Linked DNA regions of Mus musculus: regions 1, 2 and 4 are each linked to region 3. A link is a loop called in an ENCODE intact Hi-C map of the cell type or tissue named here. Cell type or tissue: left cerebral cortex. All regions are shown on one strand.

Evidence for each region. A loop is a pair of places that touch in the nucleus more often than their neighbours do. Peaks named below come from ENCODE experiments on the same cell type or tissue, not always from the same donor. Only the 100,000 strongest peaks of a DNase experiment are listed, where the experiment ranks them.
Region 1: it touches region 3 in a loop (5-fold over the local background); 4 of 42 quality-filtered maps call a loop at or near these places.
Region 2: a loop joins it to region 3, with 10 times the contacts of the local background. A loop is called at or near these places in 3 of 42 quality-filtered maps.
Region 4: a loop joins it to region 3, with 7 times the contacts of the local background. A loop is called at or near these places in 2 of 42 quality-filtered maps.

Annotation. Positions count from the first base shown.
Region 1 is chr17:68,834,281-68,839,280 of GRCm38, forward strand. It overlaps Tmem200c (transmembrane protein 200C), which reads left to right and starts at 2,856. Exons shown (of 2, transcript NM_001206661.1): 1 at 2,856-3,253. In left cerebral cortex, CTCF peaks have their summits at 2,644 and 2,852; DNase peaks (open chromatin) are centred at 2,631, 2,945, 3,474, 3,675 and 2 more places; H3K4me3 peaks cover 2,658 bases; H3K27ac peaks cover 2,527 bases.
Region 2 is chr17:68,639,306-68,644,305 of GRCm38, forward strand. It overlaps L3mbtl4 (L3MBTL4 histone methyl-lysine binding protein), which reads left to right. Exons shown (of 21, transcript NM_177278.5): 16 at 2,194-2,264. Among named protein-coding and RNA genes, the nearest start is that of Tmem200c, 200 kb to the right of the region's middle. In left cerebral cortex, a CTCF peak has its summit at 1,064; DNase peaks (open chromatin) are centred at 2,054 and 3,410.
Region 3 is chr17:68,756,651-68,761,650 of GRCm38, forward strand. The region is part of intron 18 of L3mbtl4 (L3MBTL4 histone methyl-lysine binding protein); the gene reads left to right. Among named protein-coding and RNA genes, the nearest start is that of Tmem200c, 78 kb to the right of the region's middle. In left cerebral cortex, no CTCF peak of the experiment used is centred here; DNase peaks (open chromatin) are centred at 1,986 and 2,495; H3K27ac peaks cover 1,124 bases.
Region 4 is chr17:68,489,498-68,494,497 of GRCm38, forward strand. All of the region lies in intron 12 of L3mbtl4 (L3MBTL4 histone methyl-lysine binding protein), which reads left to right. Among named protein-coding and RNA genes, the nearest start is that of L3mbtl4, 220 kb to the left of the region's middle. In left cerebral cortex, no CTCF peak of the experiment used is centred here; DNase peaks (open chromatin) are centred at 2,330 and 2,944.

The DNA of each region.
Region 1 (5,000 bases), 78 kb after region 3:
CAGAAACACAGGCAGTCCAGCCAGGCCCATGCATATCAAATGATCGTACAATGAGTGGCTGATTGTATTATATAAGGCCTCTTTTGAAGTTAAAACATAATTACATTTCCCCTCTTCCATTTCCTCCCTCCAGCCCACCTCTCTCTCTCTCTCTCTCTCTCTCTCTCTCAAATAAATTCATGGTCTCTCTTTTTTTTTTCATTGTTGATATATATTCTTCTTCTTCCCCTAACTACATAAATTCGACCTTCTCAGACTCTATGTTACTTGCATGTGTATGTTTTGAGGCTGATCACTCTTCACTGGGAAAGTGACTATCTCTTCTCAGTTAACATTTCTTAGTTGACTGCTATTTGTCTAGGGTTGCAGAGAACATATGGTCCTGGTCCTAACTGAAACATCTACAGCACAAACACTGTACCTAAGGCTCAGGGAATAGTGTGAAGGTGGGACGGGGGATTGTAAGAGAAAGTTTGCTGAGCGATTGCATTCCTAGAGATAAAATCCTTTCAAAAGAGTTAGCTGAAAGTTAGTAAAATAGGCATGGGGTGTGGCTAGATCTGTGGGTACCAAGAACTTTGTAACTGCTTCACAGAATATCTTGGCATAGCTGGGAAGGTTCTGAGAATCTTGTATGATAGTGTATTGCAGAGGTAGTAATAATAATAATAATAATAATAATAATGATAAACCTCCACTGAAAACAGATAGGTGTTTGATTTCCTCTGATATCCTGAGCTAGAAACAAAGAAAATAACTGTTACAGAGAGCAGTTCAAAGTACCCAAGGAGCTCAGTTTGGAAGGAAGTCTTTGAATAATAAACCATAAATATTATTACAGTCGTCAATGTAAGAAGCAGCTAGCTATATCCCACAGTCCCCGTGCATGTCCAGTTTCTCTAGATAGCGGCTTCTCTTCTCCTAACCCATAGAAAGAGTTTCTAATGTGCACCTGGTGGCTATAATTTGTGCACAAAGTGAAACTATTAATGGTTTAATCCACCCCAAATCTTAATGTAATTCTTTAGTAGAATTCCTGTGTGTATGTAGCCCTGTAGGACAGAGAGTAGGATTTGCCATTTGGTCCCTTGGCAGACAGCTCTGTAATGAAATGAGGCTTCGGGTCCAGCCTTTGTACAAAACACCAGATAGTTATCAGGGATTTAAGAAATGCAGGGATTCTGAGCCAAAAGGGTTTTAACAAACCACTGAAGGAGTTGGGTTACTTTTCCTTTGCAATGATTTCCGTAAAAGGAGACGTTCCATTGTGGGGCGGGAAGGGTTTCCTCTGCAGCCTTTTGTTTTCTAACATTTGACAGCTGAGCTAAGATAAGGGGAAGGAGTTCAGGTTGAAACTTCAATCAGAGGCCACCTTTCAAACATGCAGGTGATGGCCACCTTTAGGATTCACATACTCTCTGTCCCCTTCCATCGCCCAACCACCTCTATCCCCACCTCATTAATTATCATGTATGCTTGGCTTCTCTAATGTTCTCTTGTTTGATATATGCTCAAGATACTGTGTGCCTTTAGAAAAACCTTGTGGCTAGATCTGTGGGTACCAGAGTCATCCTGCTAAATTCTTGAACAGTAAGCAGCACCCACCACAGTCGCCATTACAAGACCCTTGCCTGGATGCCTAATTTTCGGGAGCCTTGATTTTATCTGCCTTTCTCTTCCTCTCTGCCTGAATCCTAGCCACGTCATTTTAATAACTAATTGAAACCTGTCTAACTTTCTTAACACTCAGTGGGGAAATTCCATTTGAAAATTCTTTTCCCTGTCATTTCTACTATGTGCTTGAGAGAGAATGAAAATATGAAGATAAAAAATAGGATTTCTCTCTCCCTCGTGTGTGTGTGTGTGTGTGTGTGTGTGTGTGTGTGTGTGTGTGTTCTTCTCTGCTTTTCAAATGACATAGAGAGTTTGAGTAACCTCCCTACCCCCATTTCTCCTCTTTGAAGCTAACCCTGATTGCCATTCCCTAAGAACGTGTTTCTTTTTGAAGGCTTGGGTTACCCCAGAGGGTAGAGGGAGGGAACTGTAGGGCCTGCCTAAGCATCTTTCAGCCCATTCTAACCTCAGAAGAGACTCAAAGGCCCATATTCCAGGGAGCCCTTGAGGTCCCTTAAGGCCAGTTACACAGCCCAGTTCTGCTCAAGTGTGATAGCATTTGACAGAGGTTTATGTGAGTCCGGTGGTGAGAGCACCTAGTTTGTGAGCCCGCTCCGCTCCGCTCCGGCCCGTCCTGGCTTGGTTCGTTGGGGGGGGGGGGGCACTTACTGTGTTCTTGGGGCATCCACGCTGCAAACTCTCAAGTGTAGGTGGGGTAGGGGGCGAGGCTGTGTGCACTGTAATAAGAAAAAGGGAGAGCAGAGAGGATGGGAGCCTGAGGGACCAGAGACCTGAAGAATAATCCCTGTCTTCAGGGACAGCATCACTCAGATCCTGATGGGGAACTCCCTGGGAGGGGCTGGCGTTTCTCTGGATCCTCTTGGGTTAGGTGCTCAGACAGGTAGTTGGGGAAAGAGAACCAAGCTGTCAGCTGAGGCTGAAGGCGTTTCAGCTGCGTTCAGAACCTTGCCTTACACGATCGCGCCCCGACCTGGTTCAAGCACGCGGTGCAGGTGTCGCCTCCCCTGGTGCCCCTCTTGGGAAGGGGGACAAGTCGCTGTCGAAGGGACGGACGGCAGGCTGGAGAGGAGGCGGGGGAGGGGCTGGGGGTAGAGGGGGCGGGGCGGGGGGCGGGTGCCCCCCTGAGAGCCAAGCCGGGCCGGGTACCTACTGCCATCCTGCCGCAATTTCCCTGTGTCATGGCTCCGGTCTCTTAGCAACAGCCGCCAGTCCGGCCGCCCGGAGCAGCCGCCGCGGGCTCAACTCCACCCGGCGGAGCCCGGCGCGCCGCAGCCACACAAAAGAGGCGCAGGGCTGGAGAGCGCGCGGCCGCAGGGTCGGCAGTGTGCGCAGCGGGAGGGGACCGTGGCAACAGGGAAGGCGCGCCCGAGGGAAGAAGGGCTCCAGGCGGCGCGCGGGATGCGGAGGACCTGACACTTCTTGGAAACTCTTGGAAATGGCTTCCGCCACCGCGCCTGAGGGGACTGCGAGCCCCTGGCGCAGGTTCGTCCCCACCGGGCTGTCCAGCCGCTCTCGCTCCCGGGGCTCCGGGGCGCTGTCCCTGCGCTCCGCCGTCGGCTCGGGCTGAAAAGTTTCTCCATGGTTCTTTGTGTCTCCCGAGCTGCCCCGGTCTCCCTGGGTAAGTGAGCGATTATTGTTTGCTTAGAGTGCCTCCATTTTGAGCATTTCTGTCAATCCCCGGCCTCCGAGCGCCCTTCACTAGCCCTCCTGTCCCCGAGCCCAGGCCCCTTGGCCGGTGTTCTGAGTCAGGTGTTCTCCTGGGCGTGCTACCAGGACTGCGCTGCCCAGAAAAGGCGAGTTGGGGATTGCCTTCACTTCACTTGAGGCGGACTCGTAGCTGCTGCACTCATGTGACTAGACCAAAGCAAGGGCAAGAGACTCGCGGCCCTGAGGGCCAGGGGCCGGGGGTCGAGGACCTGGGTTGGGTGCAGGGCACAGCATCGCTCACAATCTGGGGCCCTAAGTCTTTGATGCTGGGTTCTATCCATCATGAGCAGAGAACTTGATTCTCTCTCTTGGAAGCAGTTGTATTTTTAGACATCCCTCATTTGATTTCCCCATCCTCCATTCCTTAACCAAGGCAGGACTCGCGCCAGGCAGCCAGTTGCAAAGGCAGACAGATCCACTGCTAAGTTTGTTTTCCTTCCTTTGGTCTAAGGAAAGCTTGGGGGGGGGGGGCTTTTCTGTGTCACCTGACCTCTGTCAGTATTCTGTGTCAGATCGTGATATGCTGAAAAGGAGTTCGTCTTTCAAGAGAGCTGGAAGAATAATAAACTAGGGAATAATTAGAAGCTATTAAACTAATTTTAAACATCTTCTGTAAACCTTGTTAAAATCTATTCCAACTTTTCTTATATTCTGCTGGATGTAAAGCTGGCTTGCAGAAGAGGAATGCAGAAAGGTGCCTCTTTCATGACATCCAGCTCCCGGGGGGCATCTCTCTTCAGAGAGCCACCCTGGCTGCTGAAGCTGGCTTTGTTTCTAAAATGCCTAGACCTTAAAGTCTCTTGAAGCCAATCTAGACTTCAAGACTATTAAAGACCTGGAGCCTACAGTTCAACTAAAGCAGCAAATTTTATGTTGCGACATACAATAAGTATAAACATGTGGGGCGAGTATATTTGGTGTTTATACTTACTCTCCTGTGTATTTGTACGTACTCTCCTGTATCTCCAAATATACTTCTCCGGTATATTTGGTGTTTATACTTACTGGTAGAGGACCTTTTAAAAACCAGATTTTAAAGGTTTGCAGATGTGGTCTCACTGTTGACACCTCCCTAAAACATTTAGGATTTCTTTACTGAATTCCAACCAAGTTCCAAAGAGATATTGTTCTTTGCAAACAATAAAAAACCTGACTGCCATTTGCTTGCCCATGTGGAGAAAAGATCATAACCAGATTGATATACCAGAAGGAATCAAGGGTCATAGCTCCTCACTTAAGCACCAATTAAAAGCGAAATTCTACCCAAATAACTTACATTTTCAAATCTATTCTACTACATGGACTGCCTTGCAAAGTGTGTGTGTGTGTGTGTGTGTGTGTGTGTGTCCAAAGGCCTGTGATGGTCATCTTTAAGAGCAACATAATGCCCTTAATTTTTAGCATCTCTGTTATAGAAGGGAACATAGAGAATGCACTCTGAAGACCCAGCAGGACTGGACTTTTAACATTTGATAGATAACCACATATGGGCATCAGTTCTTATTCCTGCTTAAACTGTATAGTCAACAACCCAAAGAGCTCCCCAGAGCTAAGCCATGGTTGCTGCCTCCTCTCTCTCACCCCACCCCTCACCCCCACCCCTAAAATGACCTCCTGAGAAAGGATGGAGAAAACAGCTTTTCTTTGTGGAAATGCCT
Region 2 (5,000 bases), 120 kb before region 3:
AGTAGAATTCTGCAGGGAGTCCCCCTGTAGTCTGGCTCCCCACACCTCTGCAGACCCAACTCTGCATTGTGCAAGTGTTACAGCCAAAGTAGTTGATAATGCTGATTTGGGTCCTCCCAAGGACTCTCATGTCTGTGAAGGAGCAGAAGGCACCCTCTCTGTGATCTGTGGTAAGAAAGCCTACATGAGGTATCCAAAGATTTCACTTTGCATCCTAGCTGCCTAAGATGGGGCAAGTTGTCCCGTGTTTCTGAGCCTCAGTTTCCACATTTATAAACCATGGATATTATCCCTGCCTTGTAGGGTTGTTGTGAGAATGGAGTAAGGTTCAGTGAAGTTAGACCTTGGAGCCATTATGCCCCTATAGATTTCTCAATGATGAACCATTCACAGGATTTGGCTTGGCTATCTCCCTAGTGAACAAGCATTTGAAATTGAGACATAAGTAAATATACCCTTGATAAATTGCAGTGGCTTATATTTTAAAATACTACCAAATACATCATTTGATTTATCTTAAAATAATTTACAAAAACCCCATTGACATTATATGAGACAGGCAACCTTCTATTTTAAAATTTTGTATGAAAGATCTAAGATTTCACCAACACAAACTGCAGAGGGATGCTGTAAGAGGGTTTCATTTAATTCATAGTGCTGTAAACATTATAAAATTAAGGGTACAATCCCCTAACGTGTCTGAAAACAGGTAAGCAGAGTTGAAATTGTTCTTTTTCCTCATCTTCTTTACAAAATGACCAGGCTATAACACTGAGCCCCAGAGGTTGTGATATCCAGCATCTCACACTGGCCATCAGATACTTGCTGCTTAAGCTCAAATCCTCTCTTTATAGGTCACATGCCTGTTCTAGGAGAATGTAAATAAGTCCTGACAACACAGAGATACTCAGGGAACCTAAGAAAAACTAAATACATTGAGCTGTTAAAGTAGTCTACAGGTTGTATGCGTATTGGTCCATAATACATAGTGGCCTGTACAATGTTTTGAAAATGGTGTTTACTGAGTGCACAGACCAACCAGGTAGACATGTGGTACGTTCATGTCACAGATTGACCACTAGGTGTCAAGTGCTCAAACAGTCACTCCGTGTCACAGACCAAGGAACTGAGTCCTAGGCATGAAACAGGTGTCTCTGCATGGATTTTCCTCTCCTTGACCCCCTGCCTGCACCAGAGGCAGCTCCTCACTCGGTAGGCTGAACACCATAACAGAAGGGCCAAAGATGGGGCCGAAAGTCAAACTCTTTCCGGTTTTTGTTTTGTTGATGCTGTTTCTATTAAGAAAACCAAGAGATACCTAACGAATGAGTGGAATGCACTTCTGCTGTGGCAAACATGTTCACAGAAGCTATAGATAAAAAATATGCGACTTAACCTATAAGCCTTTCAGACTTCTAGGCAGATTTGGTAGCCAAGTTGTTTGCTTCTCTGCTCTGTCAGGACCGAGGCACGGGCCTGTCAGTGTGGTTGACATGAAAACCATCAAGTGCAGTAAGAGAAACACGTGTGCAAAGCAAATGATTATAAGTTTATAAGAATCATAAGTATATGCAGATAAATTAATTATCTCAAGTTCCCTGCCTAAATTAATTAAGTCGGTAATTAGCAACCGTGGGGAAGTCTCATTTTCAAAACTTCTGCATTTGCTTTGCAGCAGGAACCTTGGTTTTTAATGAAGAACCGACAATGAAAGAGGCACAAAATTAGTCCACACTGGGTGCTGCAACATCCCAAAAGTTAATGAATTCTCTGACATTCAGCAATGCAACTTAGTCACTTATACACTTATCTGAGCACAGCCACAGTGCTGTGATCTTCTGATTGAAATAATAGGAGCCAGACTTTGAAATAATGCTTATTATTTACCTATGTCCCACACTGTTCCCCACTGTCTCAGGTGCTTACTCCTCAAAGCCCGAAGAGATCATCCTCCAGGAGGAGTGGATGGAAAGACTTTTAAGTTTCACTATTCAAAGTCAGAGTTTCTGAACAAAGGTTCCTGCTTCCTTTAAATGTTAAGCCGAGGAAATGTTCTAATGAGACTGTGCAGAGAAACACCTGATAATTCGCTGTCATTTACCCCGAGGTTTCTATTTAAATTTGTGCTGCTGTCATGATTTATTCTTACCTCACAGGATAATGAATCCAGATTTTATTTCTGTTCTTTGCCAGACTTGTACAGCAGGCAAAGTGTTTGAAAATCAAAGGAAAAGAAGATATTGACTTGGATAATCTCTTCAGAGGTAAAAACAAAAACAAAAACAAAACAAAACAAACCCCCCCCAAAAGACACAAAAAGCAACAGTAGCAAAGTCACAGAGCCAGCTTTTGCTTTTTGTTGTGGACAATGTCCTATGTGTCTGTTGGGATTCATCATAGTGGTAGGGAATGTAGCCAAGAACCTGACTCAAAGTCAAGAGACTCTTAGACTCAGGGCCTGCTATCTACCCCCAAGTAACAGGTTCTGTTACTTCAAAGCCCCTTTCTTAGTTTTCTTATTTTTAAAGGTGAAAAGGTCCCTATCATCTCTGCAGTCCTGTTCATGTCAGGGAAGATCCAGTCTTGTGGAGATCAGCGTTTACTGTGGGCTCTCTACATCTACAGTGGCCACATAATACAGCCAGGAAAGTCACTGTGGTTAACCAATGGGACAGCCGATAAGTGGGCATTATTGGTAGGTCAGGCAGAAAGTTACTGGGTAGAAAGCTTAATTGCTGAGATGAGGTGTTTGTTGGGATCGAGAAAAGGAAGAGAGACATCCTGTTTTCACCCAGGTGTTTCCTTCCTCTGACTTTCCAATGCAGACACAATGGGAGGCCTGGCTCTGTGGTGACCAGCTAAGGTCTTCCTTCAGTTTGCCCTGTCCTCATACTGATATTTAAATCTGGCCAGATGAACACGTTGATCGTTTACAATCAGAATGCTATGTCTTCAGCCACTGTGGCCCTTAAATTCTTAGATCACCAAACATGGTAGGAGATCTGTTGACGAATTTTCTGCTGAATTGGGAAGGAAATTAACACAACTCGAGAGTCCTGTAGCAGTCCCACCACAGTGTCACGATTGAGTTCTCTTAGGATTAAAAAAGGGCCAGACAATCACTGAGCACAGGGTTGTGGTGGCCAAGAGCAAAACTACTCTCTTTGGATGGGGCAAGGCTCGGCCTGGGTTTGAAAGAGCTCTAAGTTTCCATCCAAGTCACAAAGAGACAGGGTCTTTTCCTGAGGAAATAGGGGGCAATTAAGGTACTTGGCTTTCATGGTGCAGCTACACGTTTCTCAGAAGAATCTCTGTACAATACAACCAGAGCTCAGCTTTGCTCTAAATAAGTAATGGATATTTTAGAAACTGCTCCAAATGTTCTCCTCCACTGCACCAAGCCTTCATTCTGTAAGCAGCATGTTTTGGAACGACATAAGAAACCTTAAAAAAAAAAGTGTTGGTGTTTTAATTCATATTTTGACACTTTTGAAATTTTCTGCAGAGAGTAATTATGTCCATGTTCCTGTTAAAACAGATACACAGTTTTGTGCTTCACATAGTAAAAGTAGTAATGAGGATCATCCTGACCAAAATAGAAAACATCGCTAGCAAGAAGCATTTGCATAAAATGGAAAAGATGAGTCTCTTGCAGCTTGCTCGGTGTGCATTCCTCCTCCTCCTCTTCCTCTCCCTCCTCTTCCTCCTCCTCCTCTTCCCCCTCCTTCTCTTCCTCTTCCTCATCCCGTTCTTCCTCCTGCTCCTCCTCTTCTCTGCATCATTTGTAAGAGGTTTATACCATTTTTTTTTTCTTTCCTGCACCCATTGAACTCTCTAGCTCAACCCTGTTCATTTCCTCTCAGGTGAGGCCTACAGTGCATTCAGGCATCAGTGTCATAGGATGTGTGAGGAACCTTTGTTTTGTGCAAAGCACACAGTTGTCTAGGAGCTTTGGGAAAATGCATCCTGGGACTTATTCTACTGCAGGAAAATGAACTGGCCATACACGGTACCTGTGTGGTAGCCTGTTGTGTCTTTCTGATGGCATCGCCTGTATTCCTCATTACACTTAATTTCATTTGCTGTGTTTCTAACCTCTCTGAGAACAAACAGTAGAACTAAGTGTTGCTATTATGCAATTAAGAAACTACTTAATACCCTCTTCTTGATAAGCCTGTATAGTATGAACTTCATTCTCAATTCCTCATCTGTTATTTTATATTGATGAGTAGATTTTAATCGGTGACATATTCATTAGTGGGTTTGGAGGGGGTTGGTTTGTGTTTGAGGAAAATGAACTATGTCCTTATTTAATCTGTGAAGGTAAGTTATAAGATCTGTATTTTTTTATAAATTGTGTACAGCATTTATTTAAAAAAAAGCTAATGCTTTTCATATCACAGATGTGTCTTAAAATTTCACTAGTGACCACCTTCCCCAAGCATTTTATTTGCAATAAATATGATTGTCACCTAATTAGGGCTCTTTCCAAAGCTCCTGTTTTGTTGTTCACTCTAATTTTTAAAGATTTGTATAATTTGGAGCATCTTTCAGATAATATTATATAAAAATGAAATCGGTGACAGAATATAAATTGCTTTCTAATAACACATATTTGTTGAAGGATTCAAGGTCATTTTACAAGGATATATGCATGTAAAATTGATGGGTGGTAAGGGAGAGTCTGTCTTACCAGTCTGTACCAAGTGCTACACCAGAAGCATGACAGGAGGCAATGCTTCTTTGTGCCACCTTAAGCAGGACCACACAGGAGCATGAAGGTGATGGTCACAAATGTGTCCTTTCTCCAGGATGGAGTTGGGTGTCTGGTACTTTTCAAGCTTGTATGTTTGCCATGTGAATGATCCATACAGGACAGAGCTCTTACAGTGTGTGACACTCATGTCAACTTGCTTGGGCATGCACGTCTTTATATCTCAGAGAGGGAGAGCTACAGCATGGGTCCTCAGTACCTCAGACCTGCCGGAGCCTCCACCTTG
Region 3 (5,000 bases):
CATATTCATTTTCTGTTTTGCTAATTACATCTTATTTCTTCACTTTGTATCCTAATATCTGCCCCCTCCTACCAGTCCCCCCTTAAACAGATCCTCCCATTCTCCCCTCCACTTCTCTTTGGAGAAGGGGGAAACCCCCTGGGTGTCACACACCCTCTGCCATGCACATCAAATCACTTCAGGACTAGGCGCATCTTCTCTCACTGAAGCTAGACAAGGGTCCTCAGGGGAGTGGGGTGCATAGGCAGGCAACAGACTGAGGGTCAGCCTCTGTGATGGTTGGAATATGCTTGGCCCAGAGGATTGCACTATTAGGAGGTATGACCTTGTTAGAGAAAGTATGACCCTGTGGGCTGGGCTTTTGAGACTCTCCTCCTAGCCACATAGGAGACAGTCTGTTCCTGGCTTCCTTAGGGTGAAGATGTAGAACTCTCAGCTCCTCCTTCACCATGCCTGCCTGGAGGCTGCCATGTTCCCTCCTTGATGATCATGGACTGAACCTCTGAACCTGTAAGCCAGCTCCAATTAAATGTTGTCCTTATAAGAGTTGCCTTAGTCATGGAGTCTCTTTACAGCAACAGAAACCCTAAGACAGTCCCCACTCCAGTTGTTTGGTGACCTGCATGAAGAGCAACTTGTACACCTGCTATATATGTACATGGGGAGGGGGGTAGGTCCACTCCATGCTTGATCTTTTGTTGGTGGTTCAGTCTCTGGGAGCCCCAGACGGTCCAGGTTAACTGACTGTAGAGTCTCTGTCTTCTTCGGGTCCCTCAGTCTTTCCTTCAGCTCCTCCACAAGACTCCTCAAGCTCCCTCTAATGTTTGGCTGTGGGTCTCTGCATCTGTTTCTATTAGTTAGTGGGTGGAGCCTCTTAGATTACAGTTATGCTAGACTCCTATCTGCAAGCCTAACAGAATATCATTAAGAGTGTCAGAGATTGGTTCTTACCCATAGGATAGGTCTCAATTTGGGCCAGTCATTGGTTGATCATTCCCTCAGTCTCTACTCAATCTTTATACTGGCACATCTAGTAGATAAGACACATTACATTTTGAGTGGGTTGCTGTTCTTATCCCTCCACTGGGAGTCCTGCCTGGCTACAGAAAGTGGCCACTTTAGTATTCATGTCCCCTACTGCTAGGAGTCTCAGTTAGCGTTGCCCCCATAGACATTGTGGGGTGTTCCCCCACCCCAGGTCTCTGGCAAGTCCTAGAGATGCCAGCCACCCCCACTTATGATTTCTGTTCTCTCTGCCCTGTGTTCCCTATACCTGATCCCCTACTCCCTTCCCTCTCGTCTCTCCCTCCCAGACCCCTCTTTCCATTTACTTCCAATATCTATTTTATTCCCACTTCTGAGTGAGATTCAAGCATCTCTTGGGCCCTCCTTATTATTTGGTTTCTTTGGGTCTGTGGATTGTAGCATGGTCATCCTGTACTTTATGGCTAATATCCACTCAGAAGTGAGTACATACCACACATGTCCTTTCGGGTCTGGGTTACTTCACTCATGATGACATTTTCTAGTTCCATCCATTTGCCTGCAAAAGTCATGCTGTCCTTGTCTTTCAAAGCCAAGTAATACTCCACTGTATAATATTCATGTTCTTTTTATACCATACCATCAAAATCCCGGACATACTATAGCACATCTCATTGCACTCCACACTGTAAATGTTCTAAAGCCACGTGACTACTGTGTCAGGCAGGACCCAGCTTTTGATTCTCTTGGTAGCCCCGTGGAAAAACCTATAAAACCGCATGGACTTTCTGTCCTTCACCAGTCACATTTATATGAAACAACTACAATGAAGTAACCTGTGGTGAGGGGGAGATTGACAGCTACAACTTTGAGGCACCGCCTAGCCTAGGGGGACACAGCGTTTGCATCGTTTGCATTCTACACAGGAACAGCCTGAGGAATGTCTGAGTCACTTCAATGGGCAAGCAGGAAACAGCCTAGGCTGAGTACTCACCCCACTAATGACCATGCTTACCAAGCACGCTCTCCCACACAGGCACCGCCATTGTCTTGAGGATCATGTTTGTGTCTCTCTTGCTCTCTTTTCCACTTTGGTGCCAAGCAACAAAGCAAGCAGAGAAATGGAAGAGAAGGTGGACTAGCAAATGTGAACCACAGGCCACCTTCAGAGGGAGAAGGCAGCCCAGCCTGCCACCTCTCCCCGCCAGCAGCAGTTCCCAAGGGAGCAGGGCACCATAAACAGCAACTCTTAGTTATTGTCACAGAGACGGGAGCCAGGGACTCTCACAGATTATATGCTGGATGGGAAATGCATGTAATTGTATTTTAGAGCCAATTGCAACTTTAGGGTTTTGGGGTTTTTTTTTTCTTTTTTCTTTTAATTTCCTCTTTGTGGAGCACAGAACATCCTAGGATTGGTCCCTCTTTCACTGACGAGATGGTTACTTGTGAAGTGGGTCTCTGTTTCAGGGAATTAAAAATAGCCCGAGACCCAGCCATGCCTTCACCACTTATGACTCACTTGCTTCAGATTTGCTGTGTGAAGCTTTTGTGAAGCAACAGCCATATTTTTAAATGAACATTTCCATAAAGAACTTCTCTTCCTCCTGTGGGAGTAGAGCAGAAGTGGGAAGGGTAATCGAGAGGGGCTGAGGAGAAAGTGGGGACCTACTTTCAAGCTATTTTCAGATGAATTAAAATCCTTGGACTCTATATTTTCTTTCTTTCTTTCTTTCTTTTTAAGATAAGCAGTCTTCAAAGTTGGGACTAAAACATACTATGCTCTGTGTCACAAGCCTGTGGAGCCTCCCACAAGAGGGTCCCCATGTCACATGCCACCCACAACTGGCCAGTACAGCCATCCCTTGGATTCCTAGGAATAAAAGACCCCTGGATTACAGTTTTCTGAGATTCTGTCTCTCCCAGAGCAATAGTTGTTATCTCTGTAGGATACCTAATGTCTCCACATCCTTCTGTAGAAAGTGCCTCTCTGCATGGTTCCGTAGCGCCGAGAATACAGCCAAGTCTTTGGCTCTCTGGTCCAGGGCCCGTTTGGCTCCTGAGGTGAGATATGGAGTTGAATGGGTTAGCCTGGGAACCTTGAGAGTGTTCCAGATCTTTGAGTGACTTTACAAAATCATCAAACACATCATTATAAATATTTTTAAAACTGAATACCAACTTGAAAAGGAAAGGGAAGATGCAAAGAGTTTTTCCAAATTTTTCCAGAAACAGCCACTGACTGGGATGACAATGGGGATTGGGCTCACTGCTTCCTTAAAGGGAAGGCTTCATAAAAGCAGAGATAGTTTTGATTGTTGTCCCTTCCCTGCTGGCGTTCAAGGCTAAGCCAGGATCATGCATTTCAGTTTCTGGGACAGAGGGCATTCTGGTTAATTAGAATGTTGAGACCTCTTGCAGAAGGCTTCTTTCACAGGCTGAAATCCCCTGGTTTCCTGGGGAGCTGGTAGGAGCAGCTACTGTATGAGACTGTGTCACTGGAATGCAGCCCAGGTCTCAGCCATGATTGCTGGAAACATCCAGGGTGCCCTACCCCTTGGATGAAGCAGACAAATGAGCCTTTCAGCTGTCTTCATGGTAATGCCCAAAGTCACACTAGATAGAACGGTTGGCTGCTTTTGCATTGAGGAGGACAGGGCTATACATGTGCTGATTAATGACAGATCAATTCTGAACATTGCATGAGTTAGTAACCTCATCATTGGGCACTCATCCCAGAGTGTACGGACCTTTTCTAGATGAGCTAGCCTTACTAGACATCTAAGCTGTGTTGTAGAACCTGATATACTCTGAGCTATACGTATAAACTCTTTAGATTATTGTAGACACATGGAAACTCAGGAGAATTCACTAATGGATCATACAAAAAAACACAATAAAAACAGTAGGCAATCGGAACTTTTTAGCTCCATGAGATTCTTGTGTGGTCATGGTAGAATATCTGGCCCATTGGCGACAGACGTGCAGGTATAAGCAACCTGACTGTTTGTATTCTCAACAATGCCTTATGATCTTTCAAATGCTAAGAGATGGCTATGGAGTCCCTGTTGTGAGGGAAGCAGCCTTGGCTCAGGAAAAAGTAAAAATCAGTATGTTCACATCTTGAAAACAAGTTTTAAGTGGACTTCTCCACTCCCCCCCCAAAAAAGTTTAACTTTATGCACAAAATTTAAGATAATGCACATTAAGCTGGCTTTGAGAGTCTGTCAAGGGTCCCATGATCCCCAAAACCATAGTCCAAGTGCATTTTAGTAGTGTCAGGACGGTTGCCATCCATCCATTCTAGTTTGCCTGGGGAAAAAAAATGTCCCGTTCTACCTTGACGGCAGCTGCTACCATGTTTCTTTCCACGTTGAGGACGACCACACTGTCGTTCCCAAGATCAAATAGGTGTGAAAAACTCCAAACATCTTTCACAGTTCTGAATGTGAAAGGGTTTCAGCCTTGAGGGGATTAAAGCAGCCAAATGGCTTTGGGACATTATGTGTCTCCATATTTACTATCACAACTACATCATGCCTTATTGCAATAACATGAAGCCTGACATGAACCTAGTATTCGTTGTACACCTATAGCTGTTCTCATCACAGTAGCTCAAAGGGGCATAATTCTATTATCACCCCATTTAGGGATTAAAAACCCAGGATACATAGGAATTAGTAATAAGATAAACTATTTTAAAAGTTCTCCTATTATGATGCAAACTTGATAGTAGCAAGGAAAAATGATATTTGTGTTTGACCTGTAACAGATCCGGCAAACATCCTTCAGAACTTGAGGTTATACATCAACAAACACAGCTCTATCCCAGTAGAAATGCTGGACTCTGGGTAATGACTATCCACCCCATAGGTTGAAGGCATTTCCCCACTGTAAAAAAAAGGAAGGCCTTGAAGCCATTGGCATTAAGGGTCAGTGTGTAGTTGAAGTAATGTAGTTGCCACAGATCTGCCTGGGAAACCAAGAGTTAAAACCTCTTTTTAGGGGGATTAAGA
Region 4 (5,000 bases), 270 kb before region 3:
CCAGTGTACTACCACAGCTGTATCTCCACAACTTTTTTTTTTTCCAATTTTTATTAGGCATTTACTTCATTTACATTTCAAATGCTATCCCGAAAGTCTCCTATACCCTCCTTCCCGCTCCCATTACCCACCCTCTCTCACTTCTGGCCCTGGTGTTTCCCCTGTACTAAGGCATATAAAGTTTGCTAGACCAAAGGGCCTCTCTTCCCAGTGATGGCCGACTAGGCCATCTTCTGCTACATATGCAGCTAGAGATATGAGCTCTGGGGGTACTGGTTAGTTCATATTGTTGTTCCACCTATAGGGTTGCAGACCCCTTCAGTTCCTTGGGTACTTTCTCTAGCTCCTCCATTGGGGGCCCTGTGTTCCATCCAATAGCTGACTGTGAGCATCCACTTCTGTGTTTGCCAGGCACTGGTATAGCCTCACAAGAGACAGCTGTATCAGGGTTCTTTCAGCAAAATCTTGCTGGCATATACAATAGTCTTCACAACTTTTTAAATAAGTTTTTGTCTCTGCTCTATGGTTAATGAGGAAAGACCTTAAGGAACATCAACATAGTTTCAGAGAGTTAAAGTCAGAGCCAAGTTGTATGTGTGTGTGTGTGTGTGTGTGTGTGTTTTAATTTATTTTTTTATATATACACTTTGACTTTAGCTGGCAACAGGGATAAGCTTTTGGGACCCTGTCACTGCTTCAGGGATGCATGGTATGCAGCCAGATTCAAGGTCACATTCTTTCAGTTCACTCTACTCTTCGGCTGACTGTCTGGTTTTCATTCGAAGACACTCTGCTTGGTCAACTTGGTCTCTCCAGGAGGTCAGTGGTGAGGTTTTACTTGCCATGATTGGATATTAAGGTGACATTTTATTCCCTTATGTTGATGTCTGGACTTATTAATTACCATGGTTACTCTCTAATAAATATTTATGATAGATTCACTGCTTCTTGTTCAATTTGGAGCCAGCCATTATGTTTAGTAATTATTCTTTTGTTTGGCTGCACGCTGCACTCTGCTGTATCCAAAAACCCATTACTGTCATCTTATCAGGAAATGCACATTAAACTACAGTAGATGGATGGGTACTTTAAGGAAGTTTAGACTATATTCGGGTGCAAAGAATATTCATCTATGAGAAAATACAAAGGGGGGATTTAAAACAGAGTACTATTTGATAAATATTTGCCCTGTGGGAACTGAAGCTAAGCTGTGAAATAAATTATAAATGAATTCCAAATAGATGTTTTAGGAAGTTCTCCTGAATCATTAATAAATTGAGTCTCCTCAGCAAGCCTTTTCATATTTAATACATTAACTGGATGTATTTGCAGTCTTTCTAAGTGAAATAAAGACACCCTGATCAAGGAAACTTATGGCAAGTTGTCCACTTTCATGATTAGAAATTATTTTGGAACTTAGATTAGACTAATAAGTCGAAAATCTTTTGCGTCCATGAATCTTTAGGTGAATTAACATAAAGAAGTCAGAATATAAGTGAGCAAGTGTTCTCTTGATTGACAGTTGCCTTGTATGTGGCCTCTGGAGTCCTGGTTTAACTGTCAAGTAGGGATTCATATCTAGGCTAGATCATCATCCCACTTGCCAAAGTTTCTTGCTGGGATACATTTCTGGAAATGGTTTTGAGAAATGAGGATAGAAGAAGATATTGATTTTTAAAAATGACTGTTCTTTGAGTTGTAAACTAGTAATTAATGGGCATTATTGTGTCACAGTAATTGATGACTACCTTCATTTGGGAAGAAGACTGTGACACTTTTAAAAAGTATCCAGACCAATTAATGAGAAGATCATTTTTAAAGCTGGTGAAACTATAAATGACCATCAGCCATAATGTCCAGAAAAGCTGAAGTAGGTAGAGTGTCATACCTGGAGAAGACGGACACATTAGTGGAATTGCAAGCATCATAAACAGCAGTTATTAAAATATGATGCTTACCTCTGCAGGAGTCCAGGGCTGCCCTTCACATCATGTACAGCCCCTGCAGTCACCTGTAATGTGCGTGAAGCTGAGGGAGCAGGTATAGGGAGTTTAAATAACAATTGCATATGGTACAGGACACTGGTGCCCTGGTTCTGTAGCCCCAGTTTTTAACCTAGGGGCAACGCCTTTGCTGTGAAGTACCAGCAAGTGGCTATTTCTTACTTGTGACCCTGGGCTAAACCATGTGTTCAGTGCTCATAGACAATATCCAAAGGGATGGATAATCCTTCAACTGGGTTCTACAAAATACTCCCGTGTAATAACATATTCTTATACGTTTTGCTTGAGCTACTTTTAGCTTGTGGCATGACAAAAACAGATGGCAGCAGCCTCCTGTTTGGCCTGTGGGTTATAATCCACCCACGCCTGTCTTGATAGACAATCGTGTTGACGGGAAGATAAGATGAAGGGACTGTCATCTGCAGTGAAGGTAGCTTTACATCCCTGCACCATTTTTTTTTCTGTTTGATTATTGAACCAAATCACACCTATTTTTTTGCTTTCAATATAGTTTTAAATGTTTTTCAGTAAAAATGAGTTGTAAGACATGATGTCTGCTATGTCATTAATAACACAATTGTAAAAAGAAATGTATTTTTCTGATACAAAACTGTTCTTATCCACAATTGGCTTTTCAGTGTAAATACAGCCTGGCTCCCAAAATGATGAGCAGTGGTTCACACTGTGGGCTCACCTATCAACCAGAACTGTATTCTTCCCTGTAAACGTAGGGAGAGAGTTACGTTCCCAACTTTTATTCAGGTTATCCTACTTAGAACAGAAACAAAGGCCAGACAGCCAAATGCATGACTGCAGTGGAGAGGAACTGTCAAGCCTCCCCAGGAGCTCCCTCATGCACCCAACTCGCTCTGGGTTACCAGCTATCCTGGGAGACCAAGCAAGTGTCTGGCATGACTATTTGGCTGGAGGCCTCATCTGAGTCATAAGGCTAGCTAGACTAGAAATAGAACAGTTCACAGCTTCTGTGCAGTGCACTGTCTGTGTAGAAACTTCTTAAGTAAAACAATGGTGTTGCAGCTCTCCTCCTAGGCTCATGTGGTTCCAAGAGCATCTCAGGACAGCTACAGATTATGCCCCTGCAAAGTGGACGTGCAGTGCATCTGCATAGAAATGCTTGATGCTGTTTGTGTTTGGGGCTAGTGGTTGCTTGAATAAGGACCTCATTTTATTCTAACTATTACTAAAGTAGTAAGTCAGGCTGTCTATACTCCATATTGATATTTCATTCAAAATTGTGTTTACCCAAAAGTAAGACCCTTGATCTGCCGGCAGCAAAGCTTTTCATTCCTTACCCACAAGGCAGCCCACTTTATGATAACTGCAATCCTGCATAGCACATAGAGGGTTTTCTGAACTTAGCGTTAGAGATTTGCATAGTCCCCATTATTCTGTTGGGCTTCTAGAAGTGTGATTTCCATCCAGTGCCGTTCTGACCTTTCCAATGCCCTTGCTAATACTGACACTTAACTCATTATGCTGAACATCATCTCTTCTTCTTACATCCTGCTCTATAGCACTCTATTCTTACACTGGAGGGCCATTCTCTCAAAAATAAATAATTGAACAAAATCACTCCAAAATTGGCTAGGCACAATTGCCAACTTCCCTGGCCCATTCAAAAACAGATACCATTTCTTGTAATATAAGAAAGAGTGATAGACACAGGCCGAGTTTATTCTTTGACAACGATAGTACATGATGTATTTCCAAGGTGTAGTTATACTATGTTCCTGTTGTTACTGTAACAAATTTATACAACTTTAGTGCCTTAAAAGAGCTCAGATTTATAATATTATATTGCATTAGGCCAGAAATCTTTTGTGGTCGAAGCAACCATGAGTAGGGTCAGCTCCTTTTGGAAGCTCAGGAAAAGACTCTTTTTCCAAGTTCTAGTGTCTACCTTATTCATGGGCTTATAGCCTGTTTCTTTATATGCAAGGCTTGTAGTTCACTGATGTCTTCAGACACTCCTCCCTACCCACAATCAGCATTGTGATTTCTATGGACTGCCCGGATCATACAGGGTAATTCTTCCTTTGAGCCTTTATTTAATCACCCTTAAGGATTCTTCTTGCTGTGCAAAGTAACATTTTCACAGAATCCAGGGCATTAGGATGGGGACATCTCTGAAAAGTAATATGTCTTCGTCTCTTAAGGCAGAAAAGGCTTATTCTGGCTTAAAGTTCATGGGAGCTTGAATCATGGAGTTTGAATTCACGGTGGCAGGAGTTTAAAGCAGCTGGTCATATTGCCTTTGCAACGAGGAACAGAGAGTGATGCATGCCTGCTGCTACTGCTACTCTGAGCCCGTTCTCTACATCCAGGATCCCACCCAGGAATTCTTTCCGTGTAATGACTGAAATAAAGGTGATTCCGCAAAGGCATACACAAAGACCCATCCCCTGTGTGGTTCTAAAGTCTAGCAAGTTGATAGTCAACTCTTAGCCACTATAGCTCTACTCATGTCTGTCTCTCACCCAAATGAATCACCTTTAAGCCATTACCTTCTACCCTTTGTTCGCATAGGCTTATGATCATCTTACAGTAATATAAAGTCTATTTGGTCCAATATCACAATTCCTATTGCCAGCAACATTTCTAATAATCTTAAAAGTCTAGACTCTTAGGCTGAGCTTGGAAGCACATGCCTATAACCCCCATCTCTTTACATGGTAAACAGATGTAGGTGAGCACGTCTGTGAGTTATAGGCTGGTCTGATCAACAAAGAAAATTTTAGGCCAGCCATGGCTGCCTAGTGAGACTTCATCTAAAAAAAAAACACAGGTTTTAACTGTGACTTCCTACAATGTCAAAACCAAGCTATATATGTTCAACCCATAACAAATGGCATAGAATAAATGTTCTTAGAATAAAAAGATATTTCCAAACATAATAAGGAATGACTATGGGGGAGTCCAACATAAACACCAAATTCTTCAGCATGAGGTCTTACATCTGGGGCTCATGATGAAATC